3 separate regions of the Homo sapiens genome follow, and regions 1 and 3 are each linked to region 2. A link is a loop called in an ENCODE intact Hi-C map of the cell type or tissue named here. Cell type or tissue: PC-3. All regions are shown on one strand. Each heading gives the region's core, and the rest is flanking DNA. Links, peaks and the distances in the headings are about the cores only.

Region 1 (7,995 bases), core at 2,756-5,255, 750 kb after region 2:
AGGACTGAATCTTTCAAAATTTGATCTGCAGTTTCAAGCACAGGGCCTATTGGAAATGGGAAGCTGAGCAAACAATTCCTGAATGAATGATCACCAAGGACATCATTTCATAAAGGTTCTAAGACTTTTGATATGAATTAAATAATTTGCTTGGAAACACTGGAATTAGGAATGGTGTGGTTCCAAAACATACTCTTTCCACTGCAAAAAAAAAAAAAAAAAAAAAAAAAAAAAAAAAAACATAATATGTTGCTACTCTCAACAAAGGCTATTTTGAAATGTGATAAAATGTGATAGCTCCTAATAAAGAAGACAATATGTTAAAAATAAAATAAAGAAGCTATTAATACAGACAGCTATCAAGACAGGTGTTGCTTGATAATTTTCATACCACTGCTAGCCATTTGTAACTTGATGAATTCTAAGTATTATATATTCCTGAAAGATTCCTGGAAGTGGCTTCACTTTTTAAGTAATTATGGATCAAGTGGCCTTTTTCTTTTTCTTCGTGCTTTAAAATATGTTGCACTCTTAACATCCCCAATCCCTGTGGACCTGAAAACTTACTGGAAAAGAGAATGCTAGTTTTGGTCCGGGCACACTGGCTTACATCTGTAGTCTCAGCACTTTGGGAGGCCCAGGTGGGCAGACCAGTTGAGGCCAGGAGTTCAAGACCAGCCTGGCCAACATGGCGAAAACCCATCTCTACTTAAAATACAAAGAATAGCCGGGTGTGGTGCTGCAAGCATATAATCCCAGCTACTCGGGAGGCTGAGGTACGATAATCCCTTGAACCCGAGAGGCAGAGGTTGCAGTGATCTGAGATCTGCCACTGCACTCCAGCCTGGGCAATACAGCAAGACTCCATCTCAACAACAACAAAAAAAGAGAATGCTAGTTTTGGATTGTCTTAATAGTCATGATTTCAAAAATAATTGATAAAATTTTATTATTTATGCATTTTATTGTACCAAAATTGAATCCCTTATTTGGCCAGATGTTACTCATCATTTCAAGGCAGAGTTATGCCTTTATGAATTTTTCAAAATGGCTGTAACTGAGAAAAGCTATAGGCGATGGTTAAAACAACTTATTTTAATGGCTCTCAGGCTTTCAAAGACCTTGCTATTTCATAAAGGCATTTTTAATCAACCCCACTATTTTGTTTAGTTTTTCCAGACCAGAATTTTAATCAGCATTCAGCTGTATTGAATGTAGTGGCCTCTGGTGCGGGCAGGTCAAACAAGATACTGATTGGTTCAATTTCATTTAGATGATGTCAGATTAGACCAATTGGAAGCAGCTTTAAGAACATTTATTTTCCCATCAAAGGAACTAAGATAATGTCCTGCTTACTTAGGACCCTCTAAATGCATCCAAAAAGAATGTGGGCAAAACAAAATAAAATAATTTGCAGGTAATTCTGTTATTTCAGCAGCCTCTTTATAAATAATTTCATTTACAAGAAAAATGCTTTCATAAATGCCTTACATTCTTAAGAGATTTCTTTGTCAAGTTACTGGTTTATGGATCTCAGATGACATAGTAGATGAAACAGTCCTTCTAAACCAAAGGATGCTTTTACTTATCCTAGAAGACATCATAAAATCCTCAAAGTAAATTTTAATTCACACTGTGTTTTAAAAATATATACTTATATGTTGTATAGTATAGAATTTATTTGGGGAGAGTTAGCAGGGGAAATATTTTAGTATACAAATAAGAAAAAAATAGTGACAAGTAGACTATCAGAATTAAATCCCAGTGTGTTACAAGTTTAACAATAAGAAGCTGCAACATTTTTCCCTTCTAAGGAAAAAAAATCTGAAAAATGCAAATGGATGGATTTTTTTTCTCCCTGAGAAGTGGGAAAAATTTGTCTTTGACCATTTTTCCTTTGATAACTCAGCTGTCTCATATGGCCTCTTTTCCTGCCATATTTTCTGGTGGACTTTTAGCACATTTGAAATGTCTGGGGTCTTCAACTTTTTTTCTATTTTAATCGTTGGGCAATTATTTTTTGAGCTCACAGTGACCTGTCCTAAAGCTTTGAGTCAGAGTTTGGCCACATTTGCAAAGATTCCATTCTCTAGAGGAGTATGGTTTTTTTCTTGCACAGAAAGGCACATGCCACAGCTGAGAATTAGAGGAAACCCACAGAGGTTAATTAGGTACCCAATCTTAATGCAATTTTCATGCTCAGGCCACAATTTAACCCATCTGAAAGTTGCTTAATTAAGCTGGTAAGAAATTATCCTGAAGACATGGGCTATTGCTATAGTCTTGTAATAGCAAGTGAGATTAATTTCCATGTTTGTTGACCATAAACTGTTGTTTATGCTTATAATGAAGAATTTGCAACTAGTTGCAACAACTTTGCAAATAGTAGTGTACTCCCATATTTAAAAAAAAAATCTAAAAATCAGTCAGCTTCCTTCTGTCTTTGGGGAAAAGAATATCGACTACTTTAAGAATCACAAAATCACTCACTCAGTATCAAACTGAAAAATCAGAGAGACGCCTAAAGAAAGAGATGCTTTAATTTTTTATCTTAGTAATATCTGTCTTACACAAAAATGAGCTAAATATCTCTGCTTTTTTACATTGTCTTATGATTTTGCTTTATTTTCTTTTTGATTTTGGTAAAATTTAGTGCCTTTTGAAAGATTTTTAAACTTTGTTGTATCAATTGAAATTGTAACTTGAAGAGATACTGAACCAAGCTTAAGTATAGTTTTCAAATATCATTGTTATATAAGGATATAATTACTAATATTTGCTAGCAAATATGGGCTGAAAACCCCTTAATGTATTTATCAATTTCCTGGAGAAGTGCTTGTCCAGTAAGTTTAAAACATTATTTGCAGTTTATTATGAAATTGCACACGGAAGTTTCTGTAACATTCATGTTACCATTTCTGACATTAGTGATACTTAATTAGGGAACAGAGAGTTCTGTGATCATGTTAAATTTGTCAAACATGTTTTAATGAAGCCTATCTACTCTGACACATAAGTAAATTATGTGATCCTTTAAGCCATTAAACATTCACTCAAAAATTGCTTTGTATTTGTTGTTTTATGAGAAACATTGTTTTATTTAATTTTATTTGGTGTTATGCTATAAACATATTGGTCACACTGTAGAAATAAAAGGCAATTGTATTTGCTGCACATCTTTTCTTCCCTAGAAGTCAGTTGTTTTGTCTTAAAGTAGTCTTCATCCTCTAGTACTTTACTTATGTTATGTGTACACATGCTGTGTGTGTGTGTGTGTGTGTGTGTGTGTGTTTAATTCACTCTGGGAACCTTTGTGCAAGGCTAACTTCAGCAGGGCTGTTTATCCAGTCAATATATGCCCTACATCTCTAGGCTCTGACTTAAGATGCTTCCTTAATTCATACATTCATACCATCTCAGTTATTCTCTAACTATTGGGGATGGCTATCTTATGTCTTAAAAAGCAAATTAAATAAATGTTAAATCTTAACACTGAAATGAATTTATTTTGGGGAAGTAAAGGTAGCACTATATAACAAAATCTGAAACTCTTATTATGAATTCTCTTTCCTCAATGTTCATGAAAACTTTTGGGACCAAGAGTGAAATGAGCATTTTTGCATCTCTGTTTAGGCTTGCACAGGTGGTGGGTGCACAGTGAGTGAGGCCAGTGAGGCCCTAACTGACGAGGACATACCCGAAGGCGTGCCAGCCCCCAAAGCCCACTCATATTCACCTGACTCCTTTAATGTCTCCTGGACTGAGCCTGAATATCCGAATGGTAAGTGAACTCTTTTAGCCTCAAGTTAAAAAGATGATTAGCAAAGGTAAATTAATATTCTAAATGGCAGCTTATATGTGGTGCTTAATTTTTAATGATCATTTTAGCACATAAAATACCTAAGATAGTATCATTGTCTCTAGTTGGGGAGATTGTGGTTTTTAGGCTAACACACAATTTTGGTGGCTCAAAAGTGCTCCCTTTTGATAGTTTTTGTGTACTGCATCTCATTGTTTAATATGCTCCAGGAGAGGTGAAGAGAGCAAACGGGGAGGATTCCCAAAGAATGCCGTAGTGAGAGTGACATTGTATTTTCAATGACTTTCTGTTTTTAAAAGCCATTAGTTCTTCCTTGGCGAAGGAGAGAGGTGGAAAGTTCATGTACATATTGTGTCAAAACGCTTTTGATTTAATAAGTTTATCTTAAAAGAGGCCACTTGGAACTCTGTATTTTTTAATATACTATTTATAAATATTTCAACATGCTGTTTTTAAACAATGCATAGATTAAACATACATATATTTATACATATTTAGCTGGAGGCAAGTTTTGTGCATTTCTAAGCAATATATATGTTTTTGTACAGTTTAGTGAATTAAGCTAGTCAGTTACGTTTCACTAAAATAAAATCTCATTATGAAGAATTTGTAATAGTTTTGGGTAGAAATTGCTTTATTCATTTAGTGGAAATATCTTTAAGGTTCATATAACATAGTACCATTGTTTCACACTGATGGAAGCTTACTTGACATTAAATTTCATTCCTCTTTGAGACAAATATCAAGAAGACTTTTAATATAGAAACTCTTTTAAGAAACTCATTACTGAAAATTGAAATGGGCTCTTTTAGCACAGCCAAAAAGAATGAAAGAAAAAAGTTACAGTTTTATTAGTTTGTCTTATGTTTACTATGATATTAATTATTCCAGCCATCTCATTTTAATTAAACTTTTGGCAAATGCACTAGATATATTTGAGGTAATGGAGAGAATTCTAATAATCAGAGTGAATTATTATCTCTGCTATTGAAGTTATTCCTGTACTATTACAAATTTTCCAAGAAAAAATAAATGGATGCCTATTTGATACCATATTAAGCAATCAACAATCTTGTTATGCTTCTTACTTCACAAAGTACCCTAGTTCATAGATGACAATGAAAATGTTAATGATTTATTTCAATTGGATTGCTGTGAAATGCTGTTACATGATTTGCATAGTAGAGCACTTCCCTTCATCCCAATTGGTTAATACAACTAGAACTACAATTGCTCTCAGAATCTTCAGCTGTTCAGGGAAACATTTTCCACATTACAAAGCTCTTTGAATGTTTTGTGTATTTGCGTATGTTTTGTATATTTGCAAGCAGTTTTAAAATGTACTCATCAAGCAAGAAGAATTTGGGAGATTTTGGAGATTTGTATTGACACTTCCATGGTATTCCAAAGTCTTGTGTTTAATTAGAGTGGGATTTTTAGAACTTTAATTGTGGTACAATGGTTAGACATTTAAAAGGCAGTTTTATTTTTTTTAAAACGACTTTTTTTGTTTTTACTACTTCTCCCCACTTTCCCCCAATTTTTTAGCTTTTTGTTTCTCTTGTTGATTGTCTAGAGAGGGATAATCTGATTGTTGGAAAACATCTTGTCTCTCCATCTGTCTTCGAAGTCCCCACACCTCTCCTCAAATACCCAAAGAATAAAGTCTAAATTTTTTAGTCTGGTATTCAGGTTACTACCAACTTGTGACTCAACCTGAATACACATTGCCTTATAACATATCTTCCTTTCTAGCCATGCTGGAATATTTATGGCTTAATGTTGGGTTGGAAAACATGGGTGGAGTCAAATAGGCCTAGAGTCAAAAATTGTTTCTGATGTATAGTGACTGTGTTACCTCAGGAAATTCATTAACTTCCATGGACCCCAATTTCCTTGATTAGAAAATTGAGATTAACAGGCTGGGCCTGGTGGCTCACGCCTGTAATCCCAGCACTTTGGGAGGCTGAGGGGGGTGGATCATGAGGTCAGGAGATCGAGACCATCCTGGCTAACACAGCGAAACTCCGTCTCTACTAAAAATACAAAAAATTAGCCGGGCATAGTGGCAGGTGCCTGTAGTCCCAGCTACTCAGGAGGGTGAGGCAGGAGAATGGCATAAACCTGGGAGGCGGAGCTTGCGGTGAGCCGAGATCACACCACTGCACTCCAGCCTGGGTGACAGAGTGAGACTCCATCTCAAAAAAAAAAAAAAAAAAAGGAAAATTAAGATTAACAATCCCTGTCATCACCCTGTCCTTACCTGTAGAAATACAACTCATTCTTCTAGGCTAACCGTAGGCCTCTTATTCCATGAAATCATTCTACTCTTCCTTAAGTTTAAAGTAAACTTTCCCTCTTCTCTTGACTATGTGAACTGTTTCTATGCCTTCATAATGGAACTTCATTCAGCCTGTGCTTAAAGTTATTTGCGTATATGTCAAACACTCCCACCAGATGCTAAGGACCATAAATCATTAATTTCTCTTTCACTCCGCAGAGCCTAACACAATGTTCTACTTTTTATTGGTACGCAATAATATTTAATTCATTTAATGTTTCTTGTGGAAATTACCTTTGATCAGTGGCATATATACTCCAAAGCCCTGGCTCTTTAATGATACCAAGAGAGATGATAGAAGTACTTACCATCCAGTGTCTGCAATATATTTGTTCAAAATGCATTTGTTCCTAAAATATATTTTTCTAGCTGTGTAGATTCTGAGGCTGGGTTTCTCTTTTGAGAATACCGATCTTGCATTTGACCAAAGAATTTTTAATTTTCTTTTCTGGATTATGCCCAATTCAAAGTTAATGGTACCAGGCTCACATGGCAATATATGCTACCTAATGGTTGCTTTCTAATTTCTGAATATGCTGCTGAAGAGAAATACAATTGGAGAATAAGATAGACTTCATTCTTGTGTAACTAAATAAACCCTTTCAAAAGATTTTAAATGGTATTTCTCAAACTTATCTGATTCTTAGAACAATCTTGGGAGCACCAATTGAATAAGTAGATTCTAGGCTCCACCACAGACCTCCTAAATAATCAGAATCTTCCACTGCCTCGGTTATCATCAAAATACCCCTGGGTATTTACTACATTTTCCAACTGAGACCTCTCACAAAATCCTCCCCCTGGATTTTTGTTACATCTTAAACCCAGCATATCCAAGTTGATTTCTCCTCATGGTCTCCATCTCTCTGCTTGCTCTTTCTCCTGTATTCCCTCTCTCATGGATTTGCACCACCCAGCCCTGCCAGCCAGTATACTGGGCAGCAGTCTTCACCTTAAACCTTGCTCACCCCTGACTGCTGTCACCACACAACCCCTCGACTGCACTTCTCTAGTGAAGGCCATTAATATTGCTCACCCAGATCGCTTCAGGAGCCTCCTCATGCCATGCAAAAAATTTGCATTTGTTCATTCAAAATATGTATTTTGATGACCTACTAGGTTCCTTCACTCTTATCTATACAGTGCATTTCCTTGCTTCTTGATCTCAAGGATATCAGAGTCCTCGGGGAAAATATCCATATAAATGAATTCTCACAAGGTGGGGAGGTGCACAAGGTGCCAGGTACACAGAGAAGCAGCTCCTAGTGGTTCCCTATGAGATGTGGACATGTCATCCCTCTGCATCCTCACGAAGATGTTGCAGGACCAGATATAGACATGTGTTTAGTCTGAAACAGGTATTACTTGCCTGGTTTTGCACACTCAGGTTTCAAAATCTTGACTCTGTTAATCAGTTATGTACCTAAAGGTATGTTTGTTCACTAGGGATTTATAAACATGAACAAAGACTTGTTGAGAAAAATTAAACTCAATTTCTATAATGAGAACTAGGTATATTTTTATGCTTGCCTATATATGACAAAATATGAAAGGTATAAAAAGTTCTAATATAAATGTCCAGTCCTTGCCAATCAAACAATTGGTAGCCTTTGGCCAGCGTGGCTTAGGAAACATTCTGTCCTTGTCATAACTGATTCTGACTTAAATGATCATCTCCTACTCGTGAAAGTCTGATGGTAATCCTTAACCAATGCTTTAAGAAAAGATCCTCTCCCCTTGTTATTTCAGTTCTCTTCCTTGTCTCCCAGCCTGGTCCTGCTCCACAGTGTCTGTGCTGGAAAGCTTGCTAGTTGGTTCAGTACATACTTCATGA
Region 2 (7,995 bases), core at 1,882-4,381:
GTCATATTCTGGTTCTGTCACTTACTAGCCAGGTTTCCTTGGATAAGTTAATGTTTGAGCTTCATTTCCTTCTTTTTATTTCTTCATAAAATCAGAATCATTATCACCATAATATCTACTTTTTACATTATTAAGATTGTTAGATAATTGCACAATAAAAGAAGGCTGTTATTATTTTTACATTATTGAACTTTTTTGAGGTTGAGCAAAATACTGTAAGTAAAGCTCTCAGAACAAAGCTTAAGACATAGTAGGTGTTCAACAAATATTTTTCACTTCTCTTTGAAACAAACTCTACATTAAAGCCTATATTAAACCCTGTATTAAATAATAACACCACATTACATTTGTATACTTTTTTACAATTTACAGAATGAGTTTGATACATAGATAATTGCCTTCTACATGAGGACTGAAATATAAATATACATCACCATAATACAATTTAAAGATAATAGCCATTCTTTATTGAGTGTGTCTTTTACAGATGAGTAAACTGAATACAGAGAGGTTAAGTAACTTTCTCAAGGACAAACTCCTAGTAATACACAGAGCTGACATGGAAACTTACCCAACCTCCTAATCAATTGGCTAACCAGCCTGCATTGAATACACGCATTGAGAGACTGGACAAAGGGAAAGGAGGGGGCAGGGGGAACCTCAGCCTTCAACTCAAGAGGGTAAAAACTCCTATGCATAGCACAGTGTCTGCAATAGAGAAAAATGTTACTTAAGTGAATGAAAGAAGCAAAAACATATTGGGCATGGTGGCTCATGCCTGTAATCCCAGCAACTTGAGTGGCCGAGGCAGGAAGATCGCTTGAGGCCAGTAGTTGGAGATCAGCCTGGGCAACATAGCAAGACCCTGTCTTTGGGAAAAAATGATGGGAAATAAACAAACAAACAAACAAACAAACCACATAGGTGTGCATGATGGTGTGTGCCTGTTGTCCCAACTATTTAGGAGGCTGGAAGTGAGAGGATCGCTGGAGCCCAGGAGTTTGAGGCTGCAGTGTGTCATGGTTGTGCCACTGCACTCCAGCCTGGGTGACAGAGTGAGACTCGACTTAAAAACAAACAAACAAACAAACAAAAAACAAAAAAAGGATGAAAGACAAGCAAAATGTGAAAGAATATAGCAAAATCCAGGGAGTATTGTCTTTAATAGGCACACCTCTAACCGACATCCCATTATAAAAGAAAAATTGAGACCCTGGGCTGAGTTCTCTCATGGCTCAGCCAGCAATTTCTTGAGGAACTTTAGACTCTGTTTTCTACTCTATCGAAATAGTTTGCAAACTTTGGTAAATAGAGCAGAAACATACACACTTGCTAATATGGAACCAAAGTTAAACCCTGCTCAGAGAACTACAGAAAAATGTATATGCCTGCCCTCACCTGGAGAGCTAAATGAACGGGTACTTGAGAAAACCTAGTCAGACGACATCATGAAGGCTGATGTAGCTTCAATGGCAGTAAGCCAGCAATATTGCTAGAAGAACAGATGGAAGATGGGACACATTTGTAGCCAAAAAGAGACTACTCATAGGTAACACAGCATGTATTGCCAGGAATAAAGATGGTGAGATGTAGAAATAACCTCTATAAGTCCTATGTGTGTGCATTTCTTAAAATCAGGTTATTTTTAATTGTTGGACAAATTTTGAAAGTTTTTGCCTGAAATCTGTGTGTTTTTGGCATCGTTGGACGTTTGCTTTTAGGAGTGTGTACAGAGGTGTGTGTGTGTGTGTGTGTGTGTGTGCATGTCTGTGTGCACATATTCAAGTGTGTGGTACTAGACTCAGATGGGATGGAGTTGATTAAAACATCGAATGAGTTACCCTATGAATGTTGTACAGTTGATGTTTACTTCCCAAGGCAAGAATATGGGCTTGCATTTCTCCTGTGTGTAAATATTTTGTTTAGCGCCTAGTGCAGTGCTAACAACAATGTAATAAATGCTTGCCAAATATAGTATAAATAAATAAATTGATTTAGCACCCAGAAGTTTCATGCTCTTTATTTTATTGCCGTTTGTTCAGAGGCACAGAGGAAGAGACTCTAACGGACAATGTATTTCTTACTCCCTCATGGTTCCTTATCCACCCAAGACTGAACTCTATGGCTTTGTTCTCTTAAAGCACTTAACCCTTTAAAACCCTCCTAGCAAAACTTTCTGCTCATCACTTAGATAAAAAGAGGAATACAGCAGATAAATGAACAGAATCACACTCCATGTGGCACCGTGTCCAGAGGAATCACAAGTAAAATCTGGTACCTAATGGCAGTCAATATAATGATTAAGAGCAAAAGTTTCCGTAAGCAGGATTAGAATTATTTCTGCAAGTTACCTACTATGGAAGTTATAGTAAGTTACGAAGTCTCAGCTTCCTAATCAGTAAAATTAGAATGTTACTGAGATGATTGTGAGGTTCAGATGAACTAAATGATGTAAAATTTTGAGCACAGTCCTAGCACATCATAAACCTGTGATACTTAGCAGCACTGACCATCATGTCAATGACTGTGATCACAACGACAGTGACAGTGATGATGATGAGTGTTATCCATGAATGGTGATGATGATGATGACAACAGTGAAGATGATGGCAATGGTGAGAGCACTTAGTGGCTAACAGCTTGCTAGAAAAACTCTCTAAAGGAATCATGGCACAATGTGTTTTCTAATTTATGTTTCTGGGTCTAAGACTGCCTTCAAAACATGCTATTAGTTTTCAGAAAATTTAAACCAGCTCTCTAAATTAAATTACCCTGAAGAGGAATACTTTTATATTTTTTAATATAAGGGACTTTCTGAATTCTATGCCATAGACAGAACAATAATTTCACACTGAGATATTTATTCCAGGGTTCTCTCCATGATCCTAAGAGTCACCTCAAGGAGGGTGTATTGTTTTATTTCAGCTGCCTTGGCACAGTGTCCCAGCATTAACAGCAAATGAATAGCCTGTGCCTGTTTTGTAACTTTCATTCTCTACTCAATGGCTTTTCTCAGGCTTAGCAAATAAATACATTTCCATTGTATGCTATTGTTGAAAAGTCATATTGTCTTAGATTTTAAAGCACACCTTTTATACAGAGGACCTGTAGTACAGCTAGCAGCCTCATTCCATTGGTCTCTAATAATGACTATCATGGTGAGACACAGTGACTTTGACAGAAGGAGGAATTCACTCCATTAAGCAAATATACTAGAGGCTCCATACTTTGTTGGAGTTAATAATTTCATCTTTAACAACTGAAGCAAATTTGAAAGATGCTGCACCTCTCATTCAATGCTACACTCATTTTGCCTTGATCAGGGAAGGTTGAATGCTCCTATTTTGAAGTAAAATCTCCCTAAACTCTTAAGTTTGAGGGTTTTTTTAATTGTCTGGGAGAGTCCAACACCAGAGGGCGATGTGAATTCAACATTTTTACTTGTTTTCTTGTACAGTTTACTTTTGGTGTGTAAACAAAATAAGCATATTTGGTGTTCATAACGATTCATTTTCTGAAGTTGTTTTTTCAGTAACTGCAATTTTACTTACTCTGTTCCTCTCCCACTTTTGCATTTTAACAAGGAATGGAAAGATTAAGAAATCAGTCATTCATTTAGCTGTCATTTATTGAGTATCTAGTATATGCAAGGTACTGTATGAAAGGGTCGGATGGAGTTAGGACAGAAATGGATAAAGAATCATTAAAGAAATATTTACTAGTCAGTTGTTGCATACAAAGCACTCTACTGGGTACTAGTGGGAATATAAAGATGAACCAGGTAGTTCTTGTCTTCAAGGAACTTACATTCTATTGGAGAAACATGATTCCATTATTCTCTTTTATCTTAAAGGTTGCTCACTTACCACAAATTTTTCTTCCCCCAACAGTCTTTAGAGACATAGCTCAGAAAATCTGCATCTTTTGCTCCTCTCTCAAGTCAAATTGGCCATGCCCTTTTTCAAGGCTCTAACCTACTTTATAAAGACATATCACATGTATACAGAGCATTACAAATGGATGTCCTTTAAATATAAGATGGTGGGAATAGCTGAGGCAAAAATCCTGGAAATAAGAATGCATTTGGTGTGTTCAGGTTACGTGAAGGCTGTGATACCCAGGCTCTGTGAAGCAGACTTGTGGGAAACTTGCCAGGAAAGAGGGTTTGGGTCAGGTTATGAATAGACTTGAATTTTCAGGTTAAAAGAATCTTGATTTTGTTCTGTAACAGTGGAAAATGTGGGGTAAAAGTACTTGAGAATGGCATATAGAATGAATTAGAAAGAAGCAGAAAAACAGAGGGAGAGAGACCAATGAAACCACCAGTGAGGAAATTCAGGCAGTTGGAATTTAACTTTGAGAATGTAGAGATGATTTAGAGTGAGAACCAATAGGACTTAGAAGTTGACAAGTGTATTCCAAGCACCCATGTACGAAAGTGTGGTATTTTTTGACATCAAGAGGGTTGCATGAATTCATCTGTTTCATAATAGTAAGAATTCAAAGCTTAGACAGCAATTGCCCAGCTAGGCTTGCATTCATTCATTTATTCATTAAACAGCCTGTTCAATAACATCCAGTCTGTCAGGCCCTAAGCTGTGTTCTAAGCATTCTGAGATGAGACAGGGTCTCTGCCTTCAAGTAGCTTACAGTTTAATAAGAGAAGTAAAATCACATACAGATATGAAAATGCTAAAGGATGGCAGGATAAGAGATGCCTCCCGAGAGGAGGTGATCTTTCTGAGTTTCCATCTGGAAAAGAGGTATATGTGTGTGTGTGTATGTGTAGGGGGGTATTTTGGGGTGTGTGCAGGGGCGGGGGGGAGTGTTAGAAAGGGGTTGTGAGGTTGGTGTTTTAGCCTGAGGGGTCCACACATGTAGTGACACAGGATTGTGAACAGGTATAAAGAAATAATTATAATATAAATTATAAACATAAACTATATAATATAAATTACAAATATAAATTATATAATATAAATTATAAATATAAATTATATAATATAAATTATAAATATAAATTATATAATATAAATTATATAAATTATAAATATAAATATAATATAAATTACCCTGACCCCAAAGAGCTTTCAATCCTCTGTTTAGACAATGTTCTGTTTTTATATCCAATGCTATCCCATTATGTTGGACAGTCTTCCCATATGGGGACGGGGGCGTGAAAGAAGAGAGAGGGGGGACTGTGATAACTCAATGCCAGTTATATTTGAGAACCAATTTCGTATATGACTTTAAAAAATTTATCTGAGAATTAACACTTTAAATTCTGCCCAATGAAATAGTTAAATTCAGAAGGTGGAAAAATGAAAGAATGTCAATATGTATATATAATCCCATTTTGATAAATGTGACATGGTAAATTCAAAGCCACTCCAATAAATGTCAAGCTTAATACAGGGGCACCTCTGCCTGCAAATAATCTCTAGGAGTGAGGAAAACACTACAAATAAAAAAATGGAACACTTTAAGTTCTTGATAATTTTTTAGTTCCTCTGTCGGTGATATAGAAAGGTGTGTAGAAAGCATTATTTCTCCACAAGCATCTAAGGCAGGGTTACAATTTCTTTCTTTTTTTCTTTCTTTCTTCTTTTTTTTTTTAATGTTAAGCACGTTCCTTTGCAGGGCTTAGAAATCTCTCTCGTCCAAAATTGAACAAAAAAGGCCTCCCCTTGTGCTTTTTTTGTCAGGCTGATGAAGCTGTATAGAAATGTAAATGCAATATAAGAGATGGTAGTGGGAAGCTTGTGTTGTGCTCTCCTCTTCTCTGGGGCTCTCTTGTAAAATTATTCTCTGATTTTGCTGTGTGTGTGTGCACCTCTTGTGTAAGGGCATTTAATTAGCTACAAGTTACAACAAAGACTTTTGAAAGGAAAATGTGTCTGTGGTGCAGATGCCTTTATTTTCATTCTGTGAACAGCTAGGTTTTTAACTCCCTTATCAAGAGCTGCATGAACTGCCCAGACTAAATTGGGAACATCTCCACACTGTTTGACAAATAGATTTTTTGTAAACTGATTTAGCCTTTTCATTGTTTGCATTTCATTATATAGAAGACTTCATGTCACAAAATTGGTATTCATTCAAAATAGAGAATTTAGAGATAGGACTGTAGCCAGATAAAAAATATTGCACAGGTCGGGGCTATTAAGCATAGAATAATAGCAAGTCAGTGATCCAAGGGGCTGTTCTTCAGCAGCAAAGGGGCTAACATAGCCGAGGTCAGCAGTCAGACTCAGGACTGAAGATGTGTCTCTGGCCACATTTACAAGACAATCTGCAGGGAACAGAGTGAGGAATGAAGGAGTCTGGCAGGATAAACTGTAGGAAAGAGACGTCTTTGCATCTCAAATTTCATTCTCCTGAGGGGTCGGAGGTGGGAATTTTAACAGTTGAGAGGTGTCTTGGTCTGTTTTGAAACATTTGCGCATCAGAGTTTGGGTTCCATGGCACATATAGGAGAGCCATATTAGCAAAATAGATTTTGAGAAGGAGTTAGCAGTGAGCTGGGTTTTCATTTCTTCTAAATCTTTTAGCTTAGACCAGTGGGTCTCAAACTCGAACATGCATCAGAATCACCTGGAGGACTTGATAAAGCACAGATTGCTGAATCCTATCCCCAGGGTTTCTCTGGGGTGGCAGGGCCGAGAATTTACACTAACAGTTCCTGGATAATACTGATATTTTCCTTTGAGAACTACTGGTATAAACTCTACATACCAGTCATCAGACGATCAAATGATTTGCATTTTTAGAGCACCTATCAGTTAAACCCACTGAGCAATGAGCATTGGCAGCTCTTCACTGTTAACCTCAAATAGAAAGTCCAAAAGATCACAGAAGATAGTTTATGTGTAGGAGTTGTCTTTGTTTTGTTTTTATTTAAAAAATAGCTTATGTAGAACTATGTTTATATCACATCTTATTCTGCCTGTTTCCCACAGCTGGGGAACTTTTTTTTTTTTTTCACTTTAATGAATCTTTGGAGATACCTTTTATGCACTTGTCTCTCAGTGTCGGGATTATTTATAAAGATAAACAGGATGCAGTTTTACTCTCAAGAGGCTTACAGTCATGGGAGAATCAGATAAATACGAAGAAAACATTAATAGCATTTGGTTAGTTGAGATGATAGAGGGATGCTGAGGTCTCTATTCTACTGGGAGCCTCCCCTGACCTCCGCTCCAAGGTAAACTAAGTATTAAGGATAAGTAGGGGCTGGTTGCAGTGGGACATACCTGTAATCCCAGTGCTTTGAGAGGCTAAGGTGGTAGATCACTTCAGGCCAGAAGTTTGAAGCTGCAGAAAGCTATGATTGCACCACTGCACTCCAGTTTGGGTGACAGGCCTGGGTGACAGAGTGAGACCCTGTCTCATAAGTAAATAAATAACAAATAAAATTTTTAAAAAGGATAAGTAAGATTTTGCTAGGCAGAGAGAAGTGAAACATTAGCATGTATTCAGGAATCTGCCAGTGTTTTGAGAGTCCTAGAATTTTTTTTGTTTATAAGTGCACGCTGCTTCATCTTTCTCAGCTCTGGCATTTATTTTACTGTCTCACCATTTCATACTTTTCCCCTACTTAATCCACTTTTTCCCCTTACTACATTCTGTTTGACTGTTATTTTCTGTTAAATAAATAATCTGCATTCATTGTAAAATTATCTAAACAATACATAAGAATATAAGGAAGAAAATGAAAAGCAACTAAATTTTATTGCCTTATGATACCACAGATTTTGTTTAACCATTTCACATCTGTTTTTACTCTGAAGCATAGTATTTAGAATAGATTTTTACATTATACTCAGCTCTTCATTGATAAGCATTTTATGGTTCACTTTTTTCTCCTTAGTTGCTTGGCAGTATAGGACTTATTTTAGTAAAGTTTCATAAACTGATGGATCCCTGGAAATTTGGTTTCTCAGCATTGTGTCACTACAAAAGCTGGAGTCCACAGATGGTCTTCACTTTACCCTA
Region 3 (7,995 bases), core at 2,676-5,175, 630 kb after region 2:
TTATTTTTTTAATTTTATAGAAACACAGAGTAAGTAATGATAAAAATTCATTTGTATTAAAAATATTTTTATAACTACAATTAGTACTAACATTTTGCTTTAGCCTAAGCTTAAATGCTTTATTTGCTAGAGTCACTTGTTAAAATACTAAAAATTTTACAAGGTATGAAGGTAAAATAGAAATTATTTCAAAAAAACAAAAATGCATGCTGAATTTTCTCTTTTCCTTTATAAAACAAGCAAGTCCTTTATGTAGATTTCTACAATTCATAATTCAATGTCATTAAATGGCATTCAATTTATATTTTAGACTATTATGATTTCAATTTGAGACACAATTGTTTTCCAAATGAATTCAATGTGGGGTATATTTATGTAATAGATGAAATGTATTTCATCTATTTTGGAATTGAATAAATTCAATTTATTCAATTGTTTGGAATTGAATAAATACAGTACGTATAAAGGGAGGATGAAAATGTACAACTATTGGATGTTGATAGAAGCATTCTGAATAAGAAGCATTTTTACAATAAACTCAAGTATATTTTTATAATGTACTTTTTAATAATACACTGATTTTAAAAGTCTTTTTTATAATGTACTTTCATATATTTTTTCTTGAGAAATCTTGATCTTGTATTGACAATTGCATAAATATATTTGTGCCCAGCACAATGGCTTACGCCTGTAATCCTAGCACTTTGGGAAGCTGAAGAGGGAGAATTGCTTAGTCCAGGAGTTCTAGACCAGCCTGGGCACTGTGGTGAGACCCTGTTTCTACAAAAAAGTCTTTTAAAAATTAGCTGGGTGTGATGGCACATGCTTGTAGTCCCAGCTACTCAGGAGGCTGAGGTGGGAGAATTGCTGAGGATTGTTTGAGTTCAGGAGGTCAATGATGCAGTGAGCTATGATCACGCCACTACACTCAAGCCTTACAACAGAGAAAGACCTTGTCTCAAACAAAACAAAACAAAACAAAACAAAACAAAACAAAAATAAATAAATATCTTGGTATGTAAGGGCAATTTGGGGTTGATAATTTGGAGAGGGATGGAAAGATACATAGATGCCTATATCTACATAGATAGAGCTCTCTCTATACATACGGATACAGATATAAATAGATATCTATATGCAGATAGATATATATCTATGAAAATACACATCTAAATAACCATAGATATCTATTAATATCTATGTATCTGTATCTATCTATACATTTTAACTTAAAACTTTATATACACATAAGCCTATAGTTCTATATTTGTAGCTAAGTTTAAAAAGCTATTCAAGGGAAGCCCTGAGTTGTTCTTTTATGGCATCTGGTGGCATTTCATATTTGACGTGTTGGTTGCTATTGGTGTTTGCACTGGTGAATCCTTCCACTGGAAATTTCATTTCTTCAGGGTTTACCAATCACCTAAAATGTTTTCTTTCTGGATAATATCCCCTGACTGCTTTCTTCCTCTTTTAGCCTAAAGTTTCCTAAAAATTTAAAATGCATTGTAGTCAGCTTTACTTACCTTTCACAGAATAGCAACTCAAGAAGTGTATGCTAAGAGGAGGAATAAAATTATGTAAAAAATGAACTAGAAACATAGTTACCTAAGACAAAAATAATAAGTGGACAAACCAAGAGTAAACATTTTACTTAAGGGTTTAAAAATGATATCAATTTTTACTAGTTAGGGACAATGAATAATGCTTATCACCTCCACTGTTATTTAGTGTTGTTCTGGATGATATAACCCATGTGTAATGACAGAAAAAAGAATTATGGCTGTTGAAAAGGAATAGATGAAATTTCCAGAAAATAAGTTTATACCTAAAAAAGCCATCAAAACCTATTATAAATAACAGAAGTACAATAAGATGGTTAGCTATAAATAAATACATAAAAATAAATATTTTTTCCATAATTCAGCAATAACAAATCTGAAAATGATCTGATTCTTAATATCAATTAAATATATAATAAGTACTATAGCTTAACAAGAAATGTGCAGGATCTATTTAAGGAAAAGAGAAAAGAAGAACTTATAATAATCATTTTAATACAAAAGAGTGAATTAGTTGATAGGTAGCTAAAAGCAGAATTTTAAAAATTTACTAAAAAAAGCAATTTTGTAAGTAAATTTGTAAGTAAGAAAGAAAACTGGAATATATCCCTATCTCACTTTACATGTCAAAATAAATTACAAATTTTATATTTAATACTTTATTTTTTCCAGAAAATTAAATATAAAAATACAGAAAATGAACAGAAAAAATATAAGTAAGTTACAAATTCTGGGCTAGGAAGCCCAATTATAAAAAGCAAAGGAAGACGCCATTATTGAAAACATTTAGATTTTAAAACAAAAATAAACCCCCTTTTTACATTTAAAAATAACATTTAAAAGTCAATTGTTAAAAAAAAGTAAATGACTTTAACAAGTGACAGACAAAGAAACCATACCCTTAATGTGGAAAAAACGCTTACAGATCAATAATAAGGATGCACAAATGACAAAAAAGTATCCAAATGAAGAACTACGATGAAAGTTCAAAATCACTATTCATCTTGTAAATACAAATTAAAACTAGAATAAGATTTCATTTTAAATCTATCGAATACTAGTTGGCGTCTTTCAGAAATGCCAGGCCAAACTATTCCTGATGCTAGAAATGTTTTGCCTGACAGTGGCTGAAAACTATTTATAACATATGGAAAGGAAATTACACAACTTGAGAAATTTCTTGCAGTGAACTCAGAAATGAAAAGGCGGTTAGATGACAATTTCAGTTCATTAATTTATAAATTCACATGCTACCACAGATTTTAGAGATCATGCAATTCAGTATCTCCATTTAAGAGTAGGAATCTATGGGCTATTCTGCTCAGGAAATCAGCACTATAGCATGTATATGTATTTCATAAAGTATCTGGTGGATATTACTTTCTTGTTTTGTTTTTTTTTTTTTTTTTTTATCATTTGGAGGTTGTAAAGCATGATCAGTCCTTATAAGGGTCACATTTAGACAGCTACAGATTTTAATCGTTCCAAGGAAGGAATGGGGGATTATTTCAAAAGACGAAAGAAAACATTCTTTGATCTAAAAGCAGAACCACCATTTGACCCAGCAATCCCATTACTGGGTATATACCCAGAAGAATATAAATCATTCTACCCTAAGGACACATGCTCGCGGGTGTTCATTGCAGCACTATTTACAATAGCAAAGACATAGAATCAACCTAAATGCCCATCAATGACAGACTAGATAAAGAAAATGTGGTACATATACAGCATGAGATACCATGCAAACATGAAAAAAAACAAGATCATGTCTTTTGCAGGAACATAGAGCTGGAGGCCATTACCGTTAGCAAACTAATGCAGGAACAGAAATCTAAATACTGCACATTCTCACTTATAAGTGGGAGTTAAATAATGAGAACTCATGAACACAAAGGAACAACAGACACTGGGGTCTATCTGAGGGTGAAGGGAGGCAGAAGGGAGAGGAGCAGAAAAGATAATTATTGGGTATTAGGCTTAATTCTTGTATAATGAAATCATCTGTTCATTGAACCCCCGTGACACAAATTCATGTATGTAACAAACCTTCACATGTACCCCACAACCTAAAATAAAAGTTTTTATAAAACACATTTCTTTGTTTTATACAGACCAGAATGAAATCATTTCTCAACACTTCTTTTACATTAAAGCACATTATTCTTGTTTTTTTCCTCAGGTATTGCCCTACTTTTTAATCCTAATCTATAGTTCCATTGTAATTTTTAGAATGCTAATCTAATATTTATTGAATTCTTTTGTAGTAAGCAACTGAAAAAAATTTAATTTTCAAAAGGAAGAAAAAATACATGTTTAAATAATAAGATAACACAACTTTGGTATTCTAAGGAATGTTTGGGGATTCATTCCAGGGCGCTCATATTTTCAGGTTAGCTTTCAACTGTTATTTTGTCGAGTATAATCAATGGAGATTTTGTTATTCATGTATTTATAGAGCTGGTTAGCCATAAATAGTTTATGAATGGAGACATTTCTAGCACCACCTAATGGCAGTCAAGTAAAAAGAAAAAGTTTTTCTAATTTAGGAACTGTTTTGCATAATTTAAATTAAACTATATAGCCAGAGTTACTTCCATATGAAAATGAACTTTTACATTCCCTAATGCACTAACTAGGCATGGAAATCCATCTCTGAGCAATTGGATTGAGTAGGAATGAAGCTGAAGGGATATTTGATAATGAAACCAAGGGGTTTCTGCTGTCTTTATGTGTGCAAGAATAAGAAAATACCTAGCTAATAGAATAAATTAATTTTATGTGAAAATTTTCTTTTTAGTTTCAGAAGCCTATGCATACTAGATTTTCCATACTGTAGTTTCCTGAAAAAAGTATATTTTGAGTATTGTATTGGCATATTTTATTTGTCTTGTTTTTCAGCAGTTATTTATACATCTTTGACCAATTTATTCTACTAGTTTAATAAAGCGTTTTTTAAAGTTTCTGATAGTTTTTTTAAACTGAGTCATATCATTCTGATTATAATATTGGAATTTTCTGTTGAATATGAGTCAAAGAACATGCTTTAGATCCGTAAGCTCTACTCATTTATTTCATGTGTTTCCTAGCAGGATTTGAAGAATGTGTTGTCTGTCATAACCCTAGGATTGAGATCAATGGATTTGGTTAATGTATCCGAAGGAGAAGGAGAACTTAGCGATAGCAGCAGATTCTGACACCTTTCATCCTCGTCTCAACACTTTGGTTTGATACTTTCTTCTATGATATAAACAGGGAATACTAGGCAGACTGCAGATACAGGTAGTTTTTTGTTTGTTTATTTGTTTGTTTGTTTTTGAGATGGAGTCTCACTCAGTCACCCAGGCTAGAGTGCAGTGGCACGATCTCGGCTCACTGCAACCTCCAACCTCCGCCTCCAGGATTCAAGTGTTTACCTTGCCGCAACCTCCTGAGTAGCTGGGATTACAAGTGTGCCAACGAGCCCAACTAATTTTTGTATTTTTGGTAGAGATGGGGTTTCACCATGTTGGCTAGGCTAGTCTCAAACTCCTGACCTAAAGTGATCCGCTTGCCTTGACCTCCCAAAGTGCTGGGATTACAGGCGTGAGCCACCATGCCCGGCCAGATACAGGTAGTTATAAAAATCAACAAGAAAGAGACAGTCTGGTGGTGGTAGTAGTTTCAAGAAAGTGCTTTCTCTTCGACTGCAATTTCTTCCTTTCTATGAACATTTATTTATTGATGCCCTGTAATGCCCTTCACTTCTTTGTGCACACACTGAATTTTAATTCAGTCTTCACAGTCCTGCTTAACCATCACAGCTTCTGTGAACTTTTTCTGTATATCATTTTGCTCTCATTTCAACAAAATTAATCACTTTTGCTATTTTATAGCTGTAGATTACATATCCCTCTTGTACTGGGTCTTTATAATATTTTGTACTCATTTGGATACAAATACTTCTACTGCTATAGGATGGGTTTCCCTTAAAGTAAGTATTATGCCTTTCTTGTTTATCTTTATTATTCAGAGCAAACATGTATTTTGGTGAAAGCAAAGGCAAGTTAATGGAACTGATGTATCTTTAAGTTATTGTCTACTGTTTATTTTCTCTAGTTTTATGTTTTAATGTAGGCTGATGTTTTCATTTCTTCCTTTCATTAATCCATTTCTTTATTACTGCTAAAAGTTAACTAGTATTTGTTGTTAGTTTTTTGTTTTCTTTTGTTTTAGAGACAGGGTCTCACTATGTCACTATCTTGCCCAGGCTGTACTCAAACTCCTTGGTTCAAGCCATCCTCCTGCCTTGGACTCCCAAATAGCTGAGACTATAGGCATATGACACTGTGCCTGGCTGGGTTTTTGTTTTGTTTTGTTTTGTTTTGTTTTTGTTATTTTTAACATCATATGATACTTGATTGACTTTTCTAAACCCGTGGATTAATATCTGCTTCTAAAGTAAAAAATTGTTAACCTTGTTATTGAAAGCTAGAAAGAGAAAATGTCTGGCTTAAAGGCTATCCTAAATTTTTGAAAAATTCTTATGAGAATATAATCATCTATATAAAGGGTACATTTGGAAAATACAGGTATATCTTTAAGAAAGATTCAGAATTTACAAGAAAAAATATTGAATATGAAGATGATTAGACAATTGAACAAATATGTAGATAAATACATCAATTTTTACAAAACATGAAATAGCATTAAAAAGAGAAGAATTTATCACTGCTATCACTTATCACTGTTGCAGAGGTCCGATTAATGCAGTAAGAAATAGGAGTTTAAAAGTTGGACATAAATTGATCAGATAATTATTATTTTCTGATAATATTTCCTGTAAAATCCAAGATAATCCACTGAAAATATAGAACCAGTTGAACAATCTACAAATTGACTGGAGTCAAGAGAAATATATATAAAACAGTTGCATTCCTGTTCTCACAAAATTACTCATAAAATAATTAGAAACTTCTGTTTCAAATTGGGATGTAGAACAGTAAGAAAGAACTTCGCTTTCATGGTAACAACAAGAAAACCAGACTAAAGAAATATCTTTTTCTATGAGTCTGTCAAGGAGCAAGCAATGCAGAAAACCCTGGCTGAATTGAATTTTAGGAAGAAATAAGTGCTTCATAGGTGATCAGAGTGCTGTGGCAGCTTCCATATCTGAGGCTAAACACTTGTTCAGACAGCGGAGGAGTATGCTATTGTAGATGGGGAGAATTTTTAAGGTCAAGGGGAAACCATCCACCCTTAGACAACAATGTAGCCTAGTAAGATGAAATTAGATCTAAAAGTCTAAATGCCAAAGCAAGTAGCTCAGCCCCAGGTTACACTATTATCCTCCACACTTGAATTTTGCTAAGATAAAGTCAGTTGAAGAGGCCCTAGAAGTGGATTCCTATGAAATTTTGCCATGATTGGATTCCAGAATTATGAATAAATTTAATCCAAATATGAGCCAAAAATATTTATAGTCCCAGCCAAGTCCCCCGCTAGCTCAAATGAGGATAAGATCCAAAAGGTGGCATCACCAATGGTTGAAGGTTGAGCTAAACACAAGTGAACTAAATACAATTAAAGCCCAACTTCAGTTCTACATAAGTCAGTAGAAATGTATCCACAGATTGCCAAATTACTGTAATTAGAAAGCAAAGAATTTAAAGCAAATATTGTAAACATTTAAAAAAAATTAAAGGTAAAATTCATATAATGGATGAAAAGATAAAATATTTTAAGAGATAAATGATAGCTCTAAGAAGAAATAAAATGGAAATTCTAGATCTGAAAAGTATAAATTTACAATAAAAACTTTATTGGATAAGTATAATAGCAAATTGGTCAGTGCAGAATAAAAGATTAATGAATTTAAACACATATCATTATGAAGTAACCAAAGAAAAATGAAGAGAAAAATAGGTTAAAAAATAAACAGATCGATAACATGTGGAATAATATCAGGAGATTTAACATACATGGAGATGTGGGTTCCAGGAAGAAGAAATAGGCAGAAAAATATTTGAAGAAATAACTGTTGCTAAATATTCAAATTTGATGATGAAACAACCTAAAAATGCAAGAAGCTCAATGAATTCCAAGTAGAATAAGTATAATATAGCCACATATTGTATACTCACAGTCCGATTACTAAAAAAAAAAGATTATGGAAATAAAAACCTTAAAATCAGCTAGAGAAAAGGAAAAAGGCACTACATAGAAGAAAACAATGAAATGAATGAAGGCTAACATTTCATCAAAAATAATTGAGGCTAGAAGATAATACAATATCTTTAGAAACTTTAAAACACCAATCTCAATTCTATATTCAGTGAACGTATTATTCAAAAATAATTTGAAAGACATTTTTAGATTAAAGAAAGAGTTAGTATATCATGAATAGTCTTGCATTACAAGAAGTGCTAAAAAAAGTTTTAGGCTAAAAATACCA

What was found. A loop is a pair of places that touch in the nucleus more often than their neighbours do. Peaks named below come from ENCODE experiments on the same cell type or tissue, not always from the same donor. Only the 100,000 strongest peaks of a DNase experiment are listed, where the experiment ranks them.
Region 1: a loop joins it to region 2, with 15 times the contacts of the local background. A loop is called at or near these places in 7 of 110 quality-filtered maps.
Region 3: it touches region 2 in a loop (11-fold over the local background); 3 of 110 quality-filtered maps call a loop at or near these places.

The regions. Positions count from the first base shown.
Region 1 is chr1:215,988,806-215,996,800 of GRCh38, reverse strand. It overlaps USH2A (usherin), which reads left to right. Exons shown (of 72, transcript NM_206933.4): 35 at 3,634-3,781. Among named protein-coding and RNA genes, the nearest start is that of USH2A-AS2, 80 kb to the left of the region's middle. In PC-3, for the core only: a CTCF peak has its summit at 3,957; a DNase peak (open chromatin) is centred at 4,000; H3K27me3 peaks cover 674 bases.
Region 2 is chr1:216,738,252-216,746,246 of GRCh38, reverse strand. It overlaps LOC124904512 (a long non-coding RNA gene), which reads left to right. Exons shown (of 2, transcript XR_007066880.1): 2 at 1,736-2,004. It also overlaps a transcript of ESRRG not described here. Among named protein-coding and RNA genes, the nearest start is that of ESRRG, 19 kb to the right of the region's middle. RefSeq lists an enhancer at 5,454-6,021. In PC-3, for the core only: CTCF peaks have their summits at 3,211 and 3,416 (motif pointing right); no DNase peak of the experiment used is centred there.
Region 3 is chr1:216,108,116-216,116,110 of GRCh38, reverse strand. The region is part of intron 21 of USH2A (usherin); the gene reads left to right. Among named protein-coding and RNA genes, the nearest start is that of USH2A-AS2, 40 kb to the right of the region's middle. In PC-3, for the core only: CTCF peaks have their summits at 3,862 and 4,070 (motif pointing left); no DNase peak of the experiment used is centred there; H3K27me3 peaks cover 1,197 bases.